Linked DNA regions of Mus musculus: region 1 is linked to region 2. A link is a loop called in an ENCODE intact Hi-C map of the cell type or tissue named here. Cell type or tissue: left cerebral cortex. All regions are shown on one strand. Each heading gives the region's core, and the rest is flanking DNA. Links, peaks and the distances in the headings are about the cores only. Region 1 has its middle 17 kb from the start of Gm24123. Region 2 holds the start of Klhl15 (kelch-like 15).

Region 1 (8,340 bases), core at 160-8,159, 1.1 Mb before region 2:
AAGAAACTGGAGAGAGTTTATGCTAGAATTTTGACAGCACACCTGAATGCTCTAAAACAAAACAAAACAAAAAACAAAAAAACAAAAAACAAAAACAAAAAAAAAAGAATCAAATACACTCAAGAGGAGTAGATGGTGGGAAATAATCAAACTCAGGGCTGAAATCAACCAAATAAAAACAAAAAGAACTATTCAAAGAATCAACCAAACCAGGAGCTGGTTCTTCGAGAAAATAAAAAAGATAGATAAACCCTTAGCCAGACTAACTAGAGGGCACAGGGACAGTACCCTAATTAATAAAATCAGAAATGAAAGGGGAGACATAACAACAGAACCTGAGAAAATCCAAAACATCATCAGATCCTACTACTACAAAGGGCTATACTCAACAAAACTGGAAAACCTGGATGAAATGGACAATTTTCTAGACAGATACCAGGTACCAAAGTTAAATCAGGATCAGATTAATGACCTAAACAGTCCCATATCCCCTAAAGAAATACAAGCAGTCATTAACAGTCTCCCAACCAAAGAAAGTCCAGAACCAGATGGGTTTAGTGCAGAGTTCTATCAGACCTTCAAAGAAGCCCTAATTCCAATTCTCCTCAAACTATTCCACAAAATAGAAATAGAAGGTACTCTACCCAATTCATTCTATGAAGCTACAATTACTCTGATACCTAAACCACAAAAAGACCCAAAAAAGAAAGAGAACTTCAGACAAATTTCCCTTATGAATATCAGTGCAAAAATACTCAATAAAATTCTCACTAACTGAATCCAAGAACACATCAAAATGATCATTCATCATGATCATGAAGTAGGCTTCATCCAAGGGATGCAAGGTTAGCTCAACATACTGAAATCCATCAACGTAATCCACTATATAAACAAACTCAAAGACAAAAACCACATGATCATCTCGTTAGATGCAGAGAAAGCATTTGACAAAGTCCAACACCCATTCATGATAAAAGTCTTGGAAAGATCAGGAATTCAAGGCCCATACCTAAACATAATAAAAGCAATATACAACAAACCAGTAGCCAACATCAAACTAAATCAGGGACTAGACAAGGCTGCACACTCTCTCTACCTATTCAATATAATACTCAAATTCCCTTGCTCATCCCTGTACAAGCTAAACACCTTCATTTGCTCTTCTTCCCCACTCCCCAGCATGCAGGAAGAAAACTCACTAACAAGTTTTCTCTACATTTCTCTCCATTCTCTGCATTTCCAGCTACCTGCCCACGAGTGCCCACCCAGGGGCTCAGCTTCTTTACTTTTTTTTTTTTCCACAATAATTTGTGTGTTTAATTTCTTTTTTTAAATTTTTTTAAATATTTTTATTACGTATTTTCCTCAATTACATTTCCAATGCTATCCCAAAAGTCCCCCATACCCTCCCCCCCCCACTCCCCTACCCACCCATTCCCACTTTTTGGCCCTGGCGTTCCCCTGTACTGGGGCATATAAAGTTTGCAAGTCCAATGGGCCTCTTTTTCCAGTGATGGCCAACTAGGCCATCTTTTGATACATATGCAGCTAGAGTCAAGAGCTTCTTTACTTTATATAGGCATAATCCCAGCCCCTAGCTCAAAGTATTCACCTCTAAAACCTATAAAATCCCCTTGCTTTAGCCTGGGCCGGTGACATCCCTGACCTCCACCTGTGAGATCAGTGAACACATCCAGAAAGATGCCTCTCAATAAACTGACTTTAAGACTTCTGGTTCAGCTTCAGTTGGTTCATTTTGTAATTGGAGAAACCTATCACTTAGAGTATGAACCTTGCTGTTTTTCAGGAATATAGATTTTCCACCAACAAAACAGATTAGTAACTCATAGTTGCAAAGCCAGAATGACTCATCATGATCAATGTAATCCACCCCTCAAAGAGTGTGTATATTGTATTAGTTCGAAAACACTAGGAGCTACTCAAGGAAAATAAATCAGTAACTTGACTTAACTTTACATGGCCAGAATGACTTAGCAGGATTTCTGTGCACCCCAAGAAACAGGGTGCCTAAACTATGTACATTACATTATTTCAAAAGTATAGGGAGCTATCCAAGGAAAATGAATTAATAAATTTACATCACAAAGAGAATTCAGCATGACATATTCTATTATCAAACGAATGATTCACTTTTAAATTCTACTCTTAAAATACACCCTAGCGGGCCTGGAGAGATGGCTCAGTGGTTAAGAGCACGGACTGCTCTTCCAAAGGTCCTAAGTTCAAATCCCAGCAACCACATGGTGGCTCAAAACCATCCGTAATAAGATCTGACGCCCTCTTCTGGTGCATCTAAGACAGCTACAGTGTACTTAGATATACTAATAAATAAATCTTAAAAAAATACAACCTAGCTTAGGGGAGGTGGGGAGTGGGCATAGGAAGTGGCTGGAGAATGAACCCAGGCCCTTGCTAGGTAAAGGCTCTAACACTGAGTCACATAAACCACCCCTCTCGTTTCCATCCTTTAAACTCTAGGAAGCTAATAATCTAGCACGTTTCAGAATAACTACACAGCCCCTGTAGACAGCCATCAGGATTCAAAAACATTCAGAGTTGCCTCAGAAGAACAGTTTTAAGTGACATTGGAGTGTCCTCATGGAACCCAGGATTCGCGGGATTGAGCAAGGCTTCTCAAAGCAGGTGATCTGTAAGACCAGTCCAAAAGGAGAGAGAGAGAGAGAGAGAGAGAGAGAGAGAGAGAGAGAGAGAGAGAGTAAATAAGGCACCCACAAGGCTTCATCCAGAGCAGGAGAAGCAGGAGCTCTTCAGCAACTGCTAATAACTGAATAGAGTGAAATGTAGGCCAAAAGAATGGGAGAGGGGAAATGAACAGAAGGCCATAAACATAACCTGTGTGCTCTCTCTCTCTCTCTCACTCTCTCTCTCTCCATTTATTCAGCTTGACTTTTTTGACGATTTAATATATGTATAAGAGGCATTCCAATTATTTTAATCTCCCCTGTGTTACAACTGTAAGGCAGAAAGAACTATATACTACAGAGCAAAGCTCACACAAAAAAAACACAGAAGGAAGGGTGCTTGGCTCTGCTCAGGGAAGCAGCAGAGATCTGAGCAGAAGACAGTCATTATAGGGTCTCTGCTATTGGGCTTTTTTTCTCCTGTAGGGCAGGGCCTGGCCACTCTCCTGCCTAGAGGGTCTGGGAATTTTGGGAAGGTTACAACCCTTAGCAAAATCTAGGGGGCAGGGCCTGGGCATTGAAGCTCCTCAGGGGCCGGCCACTCGGCCACTCGTGCTCCCTGTGGGGATCAGGCCTGGCCACCAGAGTAGTCTGGGCGGAAATCCTGGCAGCTGGAGGTCTCCAGGGGTAGGGCCTACATGGGGGACTCTCAGTGCTCAGTAAAGAAAAACTGACCCAAGTTGGAGAGACTAGGCAATGTCCCCAACCTCTATCATCCCTCTCCCCACAAGTCTTCATGTTAATTCATTGCTTTGTTGTTAATGTTTTGTTTTGTCGGGTTTTTTTTATGAGAAATATTTTTGTCAGGACCAGCTATGGATAGTTCTGTGGGCTTGAAACTCTTCACTGGAGCCTGATAGGCTTATCTATGGGTACACAACTGAAGACAATGACTGCCCCTCTCCCAGAGTTCATCCACGGCCAATAGTTTAACAGGAAGAGGTAAGGATCTGTGAGCCCCTACCCAATCCATAATTGACTGTTGGTTGGTCTAATCTTATCTAGGCCCATTGTGCACAGCTGCAGTGAGGTCCAGACTGCCCTGGTTGTGTCGAACCTAAAAGACCGTATTACTTACATGGCCCTTCCCTTAGCTTCCGAGCATTACATTCTCCCTAGCCCCTGAGCCTTAATCTAAATGTCTAGATGAGAGCCACACACTCAGCTATCACTTATTCTCAGCACCTCGAGCAAATGCACGTATCTCTGCATTCACCAACCACCATTCATTGTTGTCTTAGTTAAGGGTTCTATTGCTAAAACACCATGGGAAGAAAGAGGTTTTTTGCTGACACTTCCACATCACAGTTCATCAGCGAAGGAAGCCAGGGAAGGAACTCAAACAGCGCAGGTACCTGGATGCAGGAGCTGAAGCAGAAGCTACAGAGGAAAACTTCTTACTGGCTTGCTCCTTACTCAGTCTGCTTTCTTTTTTTTTTTTTTTTTTTTTTTTTTTTTTTTTTTTTTTTTTGGGTTTTTCGAGACAGGGTTTCTCTGTGTAGCCCTGGCTGTCCTGGAACTCACTTTGTAGACCAGGCTGACCTTGATCTGAGAAATCTGCCTGCCTCTGCCTCCCAAGTGCTGGGATTAAAAACGTGCGCCACCACGCCCGGCTCAGTCTGCTTTCTTATAGCATCCAGGACCAGCAGCTCAAGGGTGGCGCCATTAGAAATGGGCTGGGCCTTGCTACATCAATCATTAATTAAGAAAATGGTCTCCAGGCTTGCCCACAGCCCCATTTTATGGAGGCATAGCTGGCACAACTGGAAAGGGAGGCTTCTCTGATTATGGCTGGGAGATTTTTTAGATTGCATTTTAACTTCCTTATGTGGTGGGTGGGAGGTGCATGAGCTAGGGTGACTGCGTGGGGATTAGAAGAGAATTTGTGCCTTTAATCTCAGTACTCAGGAGGCAGAGACAGGTGGATCTCTGTGAGGTCAAGGCCACTTTGGTCTACATAGTGAGTCCCAGGACAGCCAGAGCTACAGAGTGAGACCCTGTCTTAAAAAATAAGAACAAAATAAATAAATAAATAAATAAATAAATAAATAAATAAATAAATAATAAATAAGACAATTTGCAAGAATTGATTTTACCCTTTTACCATGCAGATCTGAAAAATGAAACACAAATTGTCAAGGCCAGATGGCAGGCATCTTCACCTACTCAGCCATCAAACTTTAACTCGTAATTTACAGTGATTTACTTATTCCATAAGTAATTATGATGGCCTACTACAAGCCTACTGCTCCTATACACTGCGGACCTTTCAGTATATAAAGCACGAAAGTCCTTTTCTTAAAGTTTACATGACACATGCTATTAGCATGTATCTTCTGTGGCCAGTTACAATATGCTAAGACTTAGGGGAGGGATCAGAGTACTGCAATTTTAACTGGGATGATCCAAGATAGGAAGATAGCCTTGACATGGTGGAGATGAGAGATCATATTATATTAAAAACTCTGCAAGCCATTGTAAGATCAGAGGCCTTTGAGATACTGAAAACCATTGGAAGATATTGAGAAGAGGGGTGGAATGATGTGGCACTCAGGCCGCCGCATACAGAACAGAATAAATGGACAAGCATAGAAATGGGAGGAGTGATTAGGAGAACCAAGGGCATTTCCAGGAAGGGAGGATACAGGAAAGAAAAGCCAAGGATGACCCTGAGGAGGGCCCATGCAAATGAAAGAATGTGGTTATCATTTTCCAAGATCTGCAAGAGTTCTGGAGGAACAGGTTAGATGGGAGTGAAGACTAAATTCAAGGCCTGGGCCAAAGGACCTGCCAAGGGTACAGAGCTGCCCAAGAAGATGCAAAGAACTGGTCTAAAACATGAGGCTGGGGCCAAGGAGATGGCGCAACAAGTAAAGGTGTTTGCCAGGCAAAGCTGACAACTTGAATTCAATCTCCAGAACCCATATAAAGGTAGAAGGGAACTCCATAAACTTACCCTCTGACTTCCACATGTGCACATACACATGCACACATATTATAAACACACAATAATAAATAAATAAAATGGAAAAGATGAGACAGCACAGTGTGCTACAAGCTGGGTAAAAAAGGGGAAAAAAAGTGTGTTAGTTCAGAGCCTGAGTGGATGCTGAGGCAGGAGGATCATCTTGAGTTCAAGACCAGACTGGGATGCAGTATTAGAACATGGGGGGGTTGGGTAGGGTGAGCACAGCGTAGGGTGGAGTCACACTTGTAATGCCAGCACTTGGGAGATGAAAGCAGAAAGACCACATCATGTAGATAGTGTTAGTTTAATGCTTGTCTGTACTACAGGAAATCTAGTCTCAAAGGGGCGGGGCAGGGATACTAGGGCTGAGAGATGGCTCATTGATTAAGAGCATTTACTGATCTTCTCGTGGACTAGTTCAATTTCCAGCGCTCACATGACTGAGAACTGCTGGTAACTCCAGCTCCAGGGGATCTGATGACCTTTTCTGAGCTCCACAGGCATACACACAAGAAGCTTACAGTCATCAAAACATATACATGCTAATAAGATCATAAAAGACAAACTTTTGAAAAAGACAGTATAAGTATCTTTTAACATCAACTATCAAAAGATGTGCCAGGTGGTGGTGGTGTCGGCGGTGCACGCCTTTAATCCCAGCATTCCGGAAGCAGAGGCACTTGGATCTCTATGAGTTTGAGGCCAGCCTGGTCTACAGAATGAGTTCTTGGACAGCCAAGGCTACACAGAGAAACTCTGCTAAGAAGAAACAAACAAACAAACAAAATGCAATGACTATTGCTATGTTAACTAAATATTCTTACTTTGAAACATTAACATAGACAATTCCTTATACTAATGGAAATATTTAGAAGTTATGAGCCCTAGGGAGTTAGAAGCAAAAGGATCCGGAATTCAAGGTCACCCTCAGCTAAACAGCCAGTTCAAGCTAGCCTGAGCTACATGTGACCCGGTCTCAAACGCCAAATCTCCGACAGAGATGGCTCAGCAGATAAAAGTGCTTACCACTAAGCCTGATGACCAGAATTCATTCCCTGGGGCCCACTTGGTAGAAAGAAACTCCAGCAAGTTGTACACACACACACACACACACACACACACACACACACACACAGAGAGAGAGAGAGAGAGAGAGAGAGAGAGAGAGAGAGAGAATAAATAAAATAAAAATAAAAAATTTTAAAGTCAAATCAAAAGGAATGGACTTCTAAAATAAATTCTTATTTTTGTGTGTGTTTCTTTATGAATCAATGAGAATTACAATGTGCTTCGGAGGCCTCCAAATTCCAGAGATTTTTAGGAGATTAACAGAGGGCTACGTACAAATGGGACACAATGGACCCTTGGAGAGTCCTCTAGAGAAGACAGGGAACATCAAGGAGACACAGAACCTAGTTGAGATAAGAGCGAGGAGGAGGGGAGTACACAATGAGCAAGAAGATAGAAAACTGCTGTAATATCAGTCCAATATCAGTTTAAAAAATAAATGTTTCCATTTGAATGGAATGTATCCACTGTGAAAGACAGCATGCACAACATGCCCCTTGTAAATAGAGATATTGAGAAGAACTAACTACCGCTTTAATGCAGCTTCTGAAGTAATGAAAAGTCATCCTGTACTGTAGAAATCTGACACAAGCCGTGTACTTACAAATACTGCATTTCAGATGTGGAAACACACACACACACACACATGCATACACACACGCACACATACTCTCACACACACACAGAATCGCAGAGTTGAGCTGAGAAGTAGAAATGAAGAGTTGCTATGTAATGTTGCACAGTGTAGTGAAAAAGGCTCCAGTAATTTCTTTGAAACGTAAGAGTTTAGGGACTGGTTAAAAATACAAATGAGCCGGGCAGTGATGGCGCACACCTTTAATCCCAGCAGAGGCAGGCAGATTTCTGAGTTCAAGGCCAGCCTGGTCTACAAAGTGAGTTCCAGGACAGCCAGGGATATACAGAGAAACCCTGTCTCAAAAAACAAACAAACAAAAAAAAATGTATATATATACACACACACACACACACATACACACACACACACACACACACACACACACACACACACACACACAAATGAGATTGAATGCAGGTTCTTGCATTGTTTATTGGTCCTAAAACAAAATCATTTTTATTCTTTTGAAAAAGGGTCTCACTAGTTCTGGCTAGCCTGGATTCACTATGTTAACAAGTTAGCCTTGAATTTAGAGACCAGCTTCTGCCTTTTAAGTTAAAGATTTATTTTCATTGAGGCTGGAAAGATGGCTTAGTGCTTAAGAACACTTATTGCTCTTGCAGAAGACTTGAATCTAGTTCCAAACACTCACATTGGGCAGCTCACAACCTCCTGTAACTACCGTTCCTGGCAATCTTTCGTCCTCTTCTGGCCTCTGATGGCATTGCATGTATATGGTGCACAGACAAGCAGGTACACACACACATAAATTAAAAAATAAATTATTATTTTATTCTCTCTTTTGTGTGTGTGTGTGTGTGTGTGTGTGTGTGTGTGTGTGATGTCTGTGTATGTGTCCACAGAGGCCAGAAGAGGGCATTGGATTCCCTAGAGCTGAAAATACAGGTGGTTTTGGGTTGCCCAAAGTGGGTTCTGATGATCTG
Region 2 (8,340 bases), core at 194-8,193:
CTCGTGGGCAGGTAGCTGGAAATGCAGAGAATGGAGAGAAAATGTGTTAGTGAGTTTTCCTGCATGCTGGGTTGGAGAGTGGGGAAGAAGAGCAAATGAAGGTTTTTAGTTTGTGCAGGAATGAGCAGGGGTTTCAAGCAAACACTAGGTATGACTTTTATCTTTGTACTCGGGGTTCTTTCTTGTGTTTAAGGACTTGGTATAACCCCATCTAGATCCTGGGGAGGGATTTGGGCTTCATGACAGGGAAACAACGTAAAGATCCTCACAAAGACTATAGATTTGACATAAGGGATGAGCAGTGAGGGAAATCCTTGTGTAGACATCTCCAGAAGCTTTGGGCTATTTAAAGAGATGGAGGTTTCAATGTGATGATTCCCTTACAATTTTTACTTTTCCTAGAAAAGTGGGTCAGGTTCATGAATTAAGAAGTGGGCAGGAGGAAATTAGGAGAAGTGATGACAGACTAGAAGGCCAGAGGAAATAGAAAACAGTCAAGAGGCCACAGTCAAGATACTTAAACACTAATCAGGAATCCTCCAGTGTTTATATGCATACCAATTTCCTATGAGTCAGGCATCATAAGTGCTCAAGGTATTCTTTTGATTTCACTGGCTCAAATTCTGCATCCTCTTGCCCCAGCCTTGTTATTTCTTATAATGCAAGTACACACTACCACCATGGGCTTTCAACTTCTTAAAACATAAAACAAAACAAAACAAAGGACGAAGGTAGAGACTGCCTTCTAATTCCAGACCAAGTTTCTAGCATGGCTTAGTACTGTCAGACAGCCAGACATCAACAGACTGATGAATGTGTATTGTATTCTTAAACACTTGGCTAGAGAGCTAAGGAAAGACAAAACAGGCTGGGCACTCACACCTGTGATCCTAGTACTTGGGAAGCCGAAACAGCTTTGAATTGCTTTTTGGGCTCTCTTCCAGGATGAAGGAACTCCAATTACTTTCCAGTATGATGAGAAAAGTGCAGTCATGGGTTGTCTAAGGGTGCTGCTTCAGGGCTAAAGATGTAACTCAGTTGGTCGAACACTTGTCTTATGTGCATGAGGTTCTGGGTCCAATCCCTGACATCTGAGGAATGCTAGGCAAGCACTACACCAGTGGTTCTCAACCTGAGGGTCGTGAGGGTAGCAAATCAGATATTTACATTATGAGTCATTACAGTAGCAAAATTACAGTTAAGAAGTAGCAAAGAAAATAATTGTATGGTTTGGAGCCACCACAACATGAGGAACTGCACTAAAGGGCTGCAGCATTAGGAAGGGTGAGAAGCACTGCACTACACACCACTGTAATTCCAGTACTGAGGAGGTGGGCGAAAGAGGATCAAAGACATTCTTGGCTGAATAATGTGTTCAAGACCATCCTGGGATAATTGAAAGGCTGTCTAAAAAAAAAAAGTTAGATTCAGTGACAAGTCTCAGCATTAAAGGCATTTACTACCAAGTGTGACAACCTGAATTTGACAACCTAAGTTCAATTCCCTGCACTCACATAGTGGAAAGAAGAACCTAACTGTTGCAAGTTGTCTGGTCTCTATGCCTCCCTCCCCAACTAAAGAAATGTAAAATAGATTGATCAATCGATTGATAGATAGGATGTAGTTTCAATCAACTACAGACTGTACTCAAAAGATTATAATGGAGCTGAAAAATCCCCACTACCTACTGATGTTACAGCTATCTTTACACTGGAGTGCAACACATTACACCTTTTGTGGTTGATTCTGGTATAAAGAAACCTACTGCACTGCCAGTCATAGCAAACCATGGTACTGAGAAAAACTATATAGTTTTTTTCTCTTTAGATGAGGTCTCACTAGGTAGCCCCTCAATGGCCTGGAACTCACTATGTAGATGAAGCTGTCCTTATACTCATATAGACCTACCTGTCTCTGCTTCTGCCTCACTGGGATTAAACATGTGCGCCATATTAGGTGTCTGTCTAGGTTTGCCTAACAGTAAAATCACTTGCTTATTCATTTCTCAGAATATATCACTGTTGTTAAGCGATGCCTGCTGCAAGTGAAAACAGGAATTACTGCAGCAGGTGTCAGTTTATTTAGATAAAGGGGTTTTATTTTCCTGGGTATTAAAATGTTAGACCATCCTATATATAATACAGTACTTGAAAAAACAGCGAGGGCTTAGCTTTCATCCCTAGGGAGAGAAGTGAAAGTGGCATCATCTACATTTATTTTTAGAATTAAATCAGTGTGTATGTATATGATGTGTATGTATATGATGTGTATGTATATGATGTGTATGTATATGATGGGTATGCCTCAGCATACACGTAGAAGTCGGAGGACAACCTTGTAGAGTCGATTCTCATCTTCCACTTTTATGTGGGTTCTGGGGGATTGTGTGGCAAGCACCTATCCTGGCTCAGCATCATTTGTTAAGGATAGCTTTGGGGGGGTTCTATATAGTAAACATATATAGATGGGTGGAAAGACACAGTATAGGAAGGTGGAGCGATGCTCAGTGGTTAAGAGTATATGCTGTTCATGCAGAGGCTTAGTCTTAGTGTCCACATGGTGGCTCCATGTAACTTCAGTTCCAGGGGATATGATACCTTCTAACTTCGATGGACACCAGGCACACAGCAGGTGCACATACACACAAGCAGCCAAACACTCATACATATTGGCAAAAAAAAAAAAACCCCAAAAAACAAAAAACAACAACAACAAAAAACCAAACCAAAAAACCCACAAACAAACAAACAAACAAACAAACCCTTCACTTTCAGAAACAGGAAAGTCGTTTTGAAAAGATTTTGGGCAGAGCAACAGAAGAAAATGCCAGATGAGATCACATGACGCCAGAGAATGTGTATACTGATCAGAATACGTTGTGACACCACTCACTGTTATACATACCTATTACACCAGACAAACACGTCTGTTTTCCAAGTCAGAAACAGAAAGAAACCTCTAGACAGATCACTCACTTATGGTAATGTATAGCTTAAAATGCATGTCTGTTAGTTAATGTAAAAAAATTCAACTCTTTTAGCTATTTATGACATATAAAACATAAAATTCAGACATTGAATGTGTGCAATTGAAAGTTAATTTTATAGTTTAAGTTTTAAATGTGTTGTTTTAAGGTAATACATTCTGGGGTAATCAAGCAGTAATATACAAAGATAGCAAACTAGAATTTAAGATCTTGTTACTATCTTTTGTTTACTATCTTTTGTTTAAGTGTGTATGTGTGCAGGCATGACACATGTCAAGGTCAGAGAACAACTTGTGAGTGAAGAGAGTTCTCTCTTCCACTCTGTGGATCCTGAGGCTAGAACTCTTGTGGCAAGCACCCTTACCTGCTGAGCCAGCTCACCCACCCAACCAGCTAGGATTTAAAAATAACCAACACAAATAAAGGCATTAAAGGGGCTACTGGAAAAAACAGAATAGGTGAGACAAGTTTTGAACTTTCAGTGTTTAAGTCAGAAAAGAGATTATTTCCTATTTTCAAAATAATAATTATTTTTACAATGAAGTAGTGTACTTCAGCAAAACAGTACACGATGTGCTACTTTGGCCTCTTGGGAAATGTGGCATGTTAATCAAGTTTGTTAGAAAGAGATACTGATCACTTTTAGTCACAGTCTCTTGAAAAGTTCATCAGGATATTCATTTAGAGAGAAGTGGCGATGTGGGGGTGGGGGATGGGCTTCGGTGGTGGAGCTAGAGACAGGGGAAGCAAAGAGATCTGTTAAGATCAGAAATGGTTAACGGTTGTCTTAATTTTTAACTGGTCGTAGAACCAGTGGCTTCAACTGTGTATTTGTCATCTACAGCTCTCTTACAGAGATATATAATAAATTTACAAAAGTCTTACAGTGTATTTCCATTTTCTTAAATCAAGTAAGGGTAGTATTTAAAAGCCATGACCTAGAATTCTAGAGCAGATTTGTAAAACAAACAGACCCCTCCTCAAGGAACAACTGAAATTGGTGCCTTCTGTATATTCCTTCTTGCCTATTTTGATGCAAAACAAACCCGCTTTTTTAGCTCGTACTTTTCTACCTTTGGTGAAGATAATGCCATTTTCGATGACTCTTTCCATCTCTGGGAAATTTGCATGTGAAACATGTAATTTGCATGCGATAAGCTAAGTGGAACCGTGACGCAATGATTCATTGCAAATTGCCTTATAAAAAATGATTGCCATTTGGCGTCCACCTAGTCACTTTTATAACAGGTACCATTGGCAAAACTCCCCTCATCCGACGGTGTGCAAGATGCAAAAATGGAATTTTCCAGGTTTCCTAGCCCTCAACTTGCGCACTGTGTGTTCGCTGCAGCGCCACGGGGCCCACCTCCGGGCCAGGCGGAGTGACCCTGCTGCAGGGGTGGAAGTGCACGGCCGAGTCTCTCCAGCCTCGACGGCAGGGCTCTGAGGGTCAACCTCAGCGGATCCCTCCTGCAGAGCCCCTCTACCTCCTTTCTCTCTGGCCCCGGCCCCGCCGCGTCACCCCCCAACCCCACTACAGTAGCAGGCCCGCCTCTGGGGCAAGGCGCGCAGCTGGCGTGGGACAACCCTCCCTCTACCCGGTTCCCACACCGGCTCCCGTTCCGTGGCGCCGGAAGTGACGCGCCTGGGCTGAAAGATGGCGGCATTGGCGTTCAACCAGGGGGAAGGTAAACACCCGCCAGGCGGCGCGCCGGCCCCCACGGGGCGCCTTCAGGGGCTAAGGGGGCCTCCCAGGCCTGCTCCCTAACCCACGGCTTCCAGTCCCCGCCCTCTCTCGGGGACAGGCTCGGCTCTGCGTCCTCGAGACCCTGGCCCGGGCCCCTAGCCCGTGGGCCCCGCCCCCCTGGGCGGGCCCCGGGCGGCTCCCTCGGCCCGCAGGGGGCGCGAGGCCCGGAGCGGCCCCTGGCTCGTGGCCCTCTCACGCCCCGCCCCTTTCCCGCCCCTTTCCCGCTTTCCTCCACCCCCGGCGTGGGTGATCCCGAGGCTCCGCGCGCTTTGGGGGCAGAAACCCGGAGACGCCGTCGTGTATGTGGTTCCCGCTGGCGTTTCTGTTGCCCTCGGCCCCCTCAGCTGTCCCCCAGTTGGTGGTCCTGAGTCGCCTCTCCAGCCGAGCCCCGTGCAGTGCCGCGACATCCCCCGGTATTGGCGAGGCTGGGCCCCGGCCCCGACGCCGCGCGCGTCACGCCTAGCCCAACTGTTTGGACTCGCCACTCAACCGCTGTCTTCTTTCCCAGGACTGTTTCTCGGGGGGCCTCGGGCTTGCGAGCTCGCCCGGCGCCGGAGCGCTCCGGCCCGGCCAGGGAGCGGCCCCTTGTAGAGGTTCGAGGAGCTATCGCGGTCCATCCCGGCGCCCGACCCTCCCACCGTTCGGCCACTGGCCCACTTCTTCCTGATGCAGACTGCCGTCCACTAGAGGCTGGACAGGACCCCCGAGGTGCGTAGCCGCCCCTGGCCGCCGGCCTGCGGAGCCCAGGCTTTGCTCGCGGCCCCGAGGAAGGCACGGGTTCCGTGGCCCTCACCGCACTGGCCGCACTCAAACATTTTGTAGATGCTGGGAGCTAATTTGTCTTTTGAGTTTACTTAAATTGTTTGAAATGTAAATTTTTTTCTGGTGGGAGGGGGGAGAGAGAGAGAGAGAGAGAGAGAGAGAGAGAGAGAGAGGAGAAAAAAAGGAAGAAGCATAATTCAGCCATTTTTTGCAGCATAGAGCTGCAGGTACCATGATTATTTCCCCCTTAACCGGTTCCTTCCCTTTAAAAATCCTGTTTGTGCCTTAAATAGAACTATGCGAAATGTGCGGCATAATGCGTGCGGCATAATCAGAATGTCTGGGTCCGACTGGGCGACTGAGAAAATCTCGCACTGAGGAGATCTCGGACGGAGCCTCAGTTTCTTATCTATGCGGTGTAGTCGATAATAGCCACATCAGAGAGGTAGTGAGGACTATATGAGGTCATATATGTGAAAATAATCTATAGCTGTATAGTGGTGTAGGAAAATGTAAGGTCATTTTCTTTAGGTAACCTTTGCTTGAGTGGTTAATGTGGCTAACTGTTGCTGCCTCTTCATTTCTATATTATAAGTAAATAAGGACTAGCAGAACAGCGCAGTGATGGATAGCTGTTTAATAGTCAGTGTTCGTTGGCCTTCCCTCTACAAAATGCCAACTGCTTATTTAAATAACGGTATCCTTTAATTCAAATTTAATGTTACTGTAGGGCTTTTCATCTTTCTAGGCCTCTCAGCCCCCTTTCTTATTCAGAATATTTAACACCTTATATTTATTTAGTCTTTTTTATTTTTAAGAGGTTCACTTCCTTTGTCAATCTGATTTACTGTTGTCATTTTAAAAGCGTGTGTGTTTTTTAATTTCAGTGTTTGCTTTTCGTATCTACAGAACAGGATGACTGAATACTTCTAATCATTTGAAAATGGTTTTTCAAGAGCTTACACATGCATCCATGTTTCTCTAATGCTCAGTAGATCCAGCAATGTACAGGGAATTTCAACTTGTTAGCACTTCATGCAATATTTGAGGAATTCAGTTCTTGTTTTTAATCACAGCACTTAGTAGGTGCTTTGAGTCCCATTTCATCAGTGGTAAAGGATGTTAATACTCTTTACTACCTGTTAATTGGCAAGAAATAAGATAGTAAATATTTGTGGCTCGAAAATAGAATTTACTTTCTAGAGTTTCAAAACTGTAGAATGTTTTGGCTTATAATAGTCAATTAAAAGCGAAAGGAGCATTTTGGAGTATATTATTTTTAGTCTTCTTTTTTTTTCTGAGTAGATGTTAAAATTTTAATTCCCTGGTCTGATGCCAGTGGTCTTTCACAGTATGCTTGTGTATTTTTTAAAAAGACAGATTAGGTTGGAAAAGGAACAGCCAGCTTTAAAGTGACTGCTTTTATATTTTGGCTTTATCCCTTGTTCTGAAGATAATTTTCACAGATCACTACTTTACTGAGCATTTCTGAGTTTGACCTCTCTGCCTTGCTGTGGGTTATCATGGAGCCAAGGCTGACTTGACTGGCTTCATGGATGTTCAGAAGCCAGGCTTTAGACTTGGTTTAATGATGTGTGTAAACCAGCATCGCACAATATAAATAATGGTAGAATTTGTGCTAAGAATTGAAAATTTTTATTTTTCTTTATTTAGGACAACATATACCAACAAGTAGAAACATATCATGACAAGTCAAGAGAGATGGGAGAAAGGAAAAGATGTTATATTTTAGTTCCTTTAACAGTTTCCCCCTGATTTTAGCTCTGTCCCTGTGATGTTGGTGGCCTATGGTCAGGTTTGGGGACTGAATGTTACATGAGGACAATGACTCTTGACCTGGGTGGGGGATGTGCTGTAGATTAATTCGCTGTCAGACATTTCCTCAGAAGTAGAGTGCTATAGGCCATTTGGGCTTTTTTAAAATTAAAGAACAAAAGCTGGCCATTAGTGAGGGCTTGTTGAAATAGTGGTTTATTAGGAAGGGGTAGATCTCAGAAGACCCTAGCTCCATAATTTGATATCATAACCTTAGGCCAGTAACTTAATCTCATAGTTTGGATTTTTTCATCTTTAAATTGAAGTGGTTATAGAACATGGAAGTTTGTGAAGTAAATTTGTCTGTACATGAGGCATTTACTAAGCATTTCCTATGTGCCACATACTGTTCTAGGTGCTGGAGATTCAGGTTAGTGTTAGTAGTTTTAACAAGGTTTTGTTTTCTCCCCCAGTCGTTCGCTATAACCCAGGTTTGCCTTAAACTTGGGGTTATCCTTGTGCCTCAGCCTCCCATAGGCACATGTAACTATACCTGGTACAGAAAGTTAGTTTGGTGGCCCATTTCTATGGTTCTAGCACTAGGTGGTGGAGACAGTAGGGTCAGTTCAGAATCTTCCTCAGCCTGGAATATGAGACCCTGTCTCAAAACAAATTACTTCAGCATAAAATATAGGGAAAAAATAAGGCCGAGAGTGGAGATAAAGATTCTTTTTAGATTCTTTAGAGGGTTTTGTAACTTCTATTTAAGCTTTGTTTGTTTGCTTTTTTTTGAGACAGGGTTTCTCTGTGTAGTGTTGGCTGTCTTGGAACTCCTGTGTGTAGACCAGGCTAGCCTTGAACTCACAGAAATCGACCTGCTCCTACCTCCTGAGTGCTGAGAATAAAGGTGTGTGCCACCAAGTCCATTGGGTTCTGTTATTTTAAGACGGGTTTGGGACAAGGGCTCACTTCCTAGTGATCTAAAGAGAGTCATAGATATCTGGATAGAGTGATTCTAGCCAGAGAGGAACAACAAGTGGAGAGAGTCTGGTTTTCTAGGAACAGCAGC

The links. Peaks named below come from ENCODE experiments on the same cell type or tissue, not always from the same donor. Only the 100,000 strongest peaks of a DNase experiment are listed, where the experiment ranks them.
Region 1: it touches region 2 in a loop (33-fold over the local background); 9 of 42 quality-filtered maps call a loop at or near these places.

What each region holds. Positions count from the first base shown.
Region 1 is chrX:93,143,281-93,151,620 of GRCm38, forward strand. No RefSeq gene overlaps it. Among named protein-coding and RNA genes, the nearest start is that of Gm24123, 17 kb to the right of the region's middle. In left cerebral cortex, for the core only: no CTCF peak of the experiment used is centred there; no DNase peak of the experiment used is centred there.
Region 2 is chrX:94,229,980-94,238,319 of GRCm38, forward strand. Klhl15 (kelch-like 15) reads left to right here and starts at 4,951. Exons shown (of 3, transcript NM_001039061.1): 1 at 4,951-5,441. In left cerebral cortex, for the core only: CTCF peaks have their summits at 4,742 and 4,954; DNase peaks (open chromatin) are centred at 4,667, 4,925, 5,461 and 5,846; H3K4me3 peaks cover 3,162 bases; H3K27ac peaks cover 1,340 bases.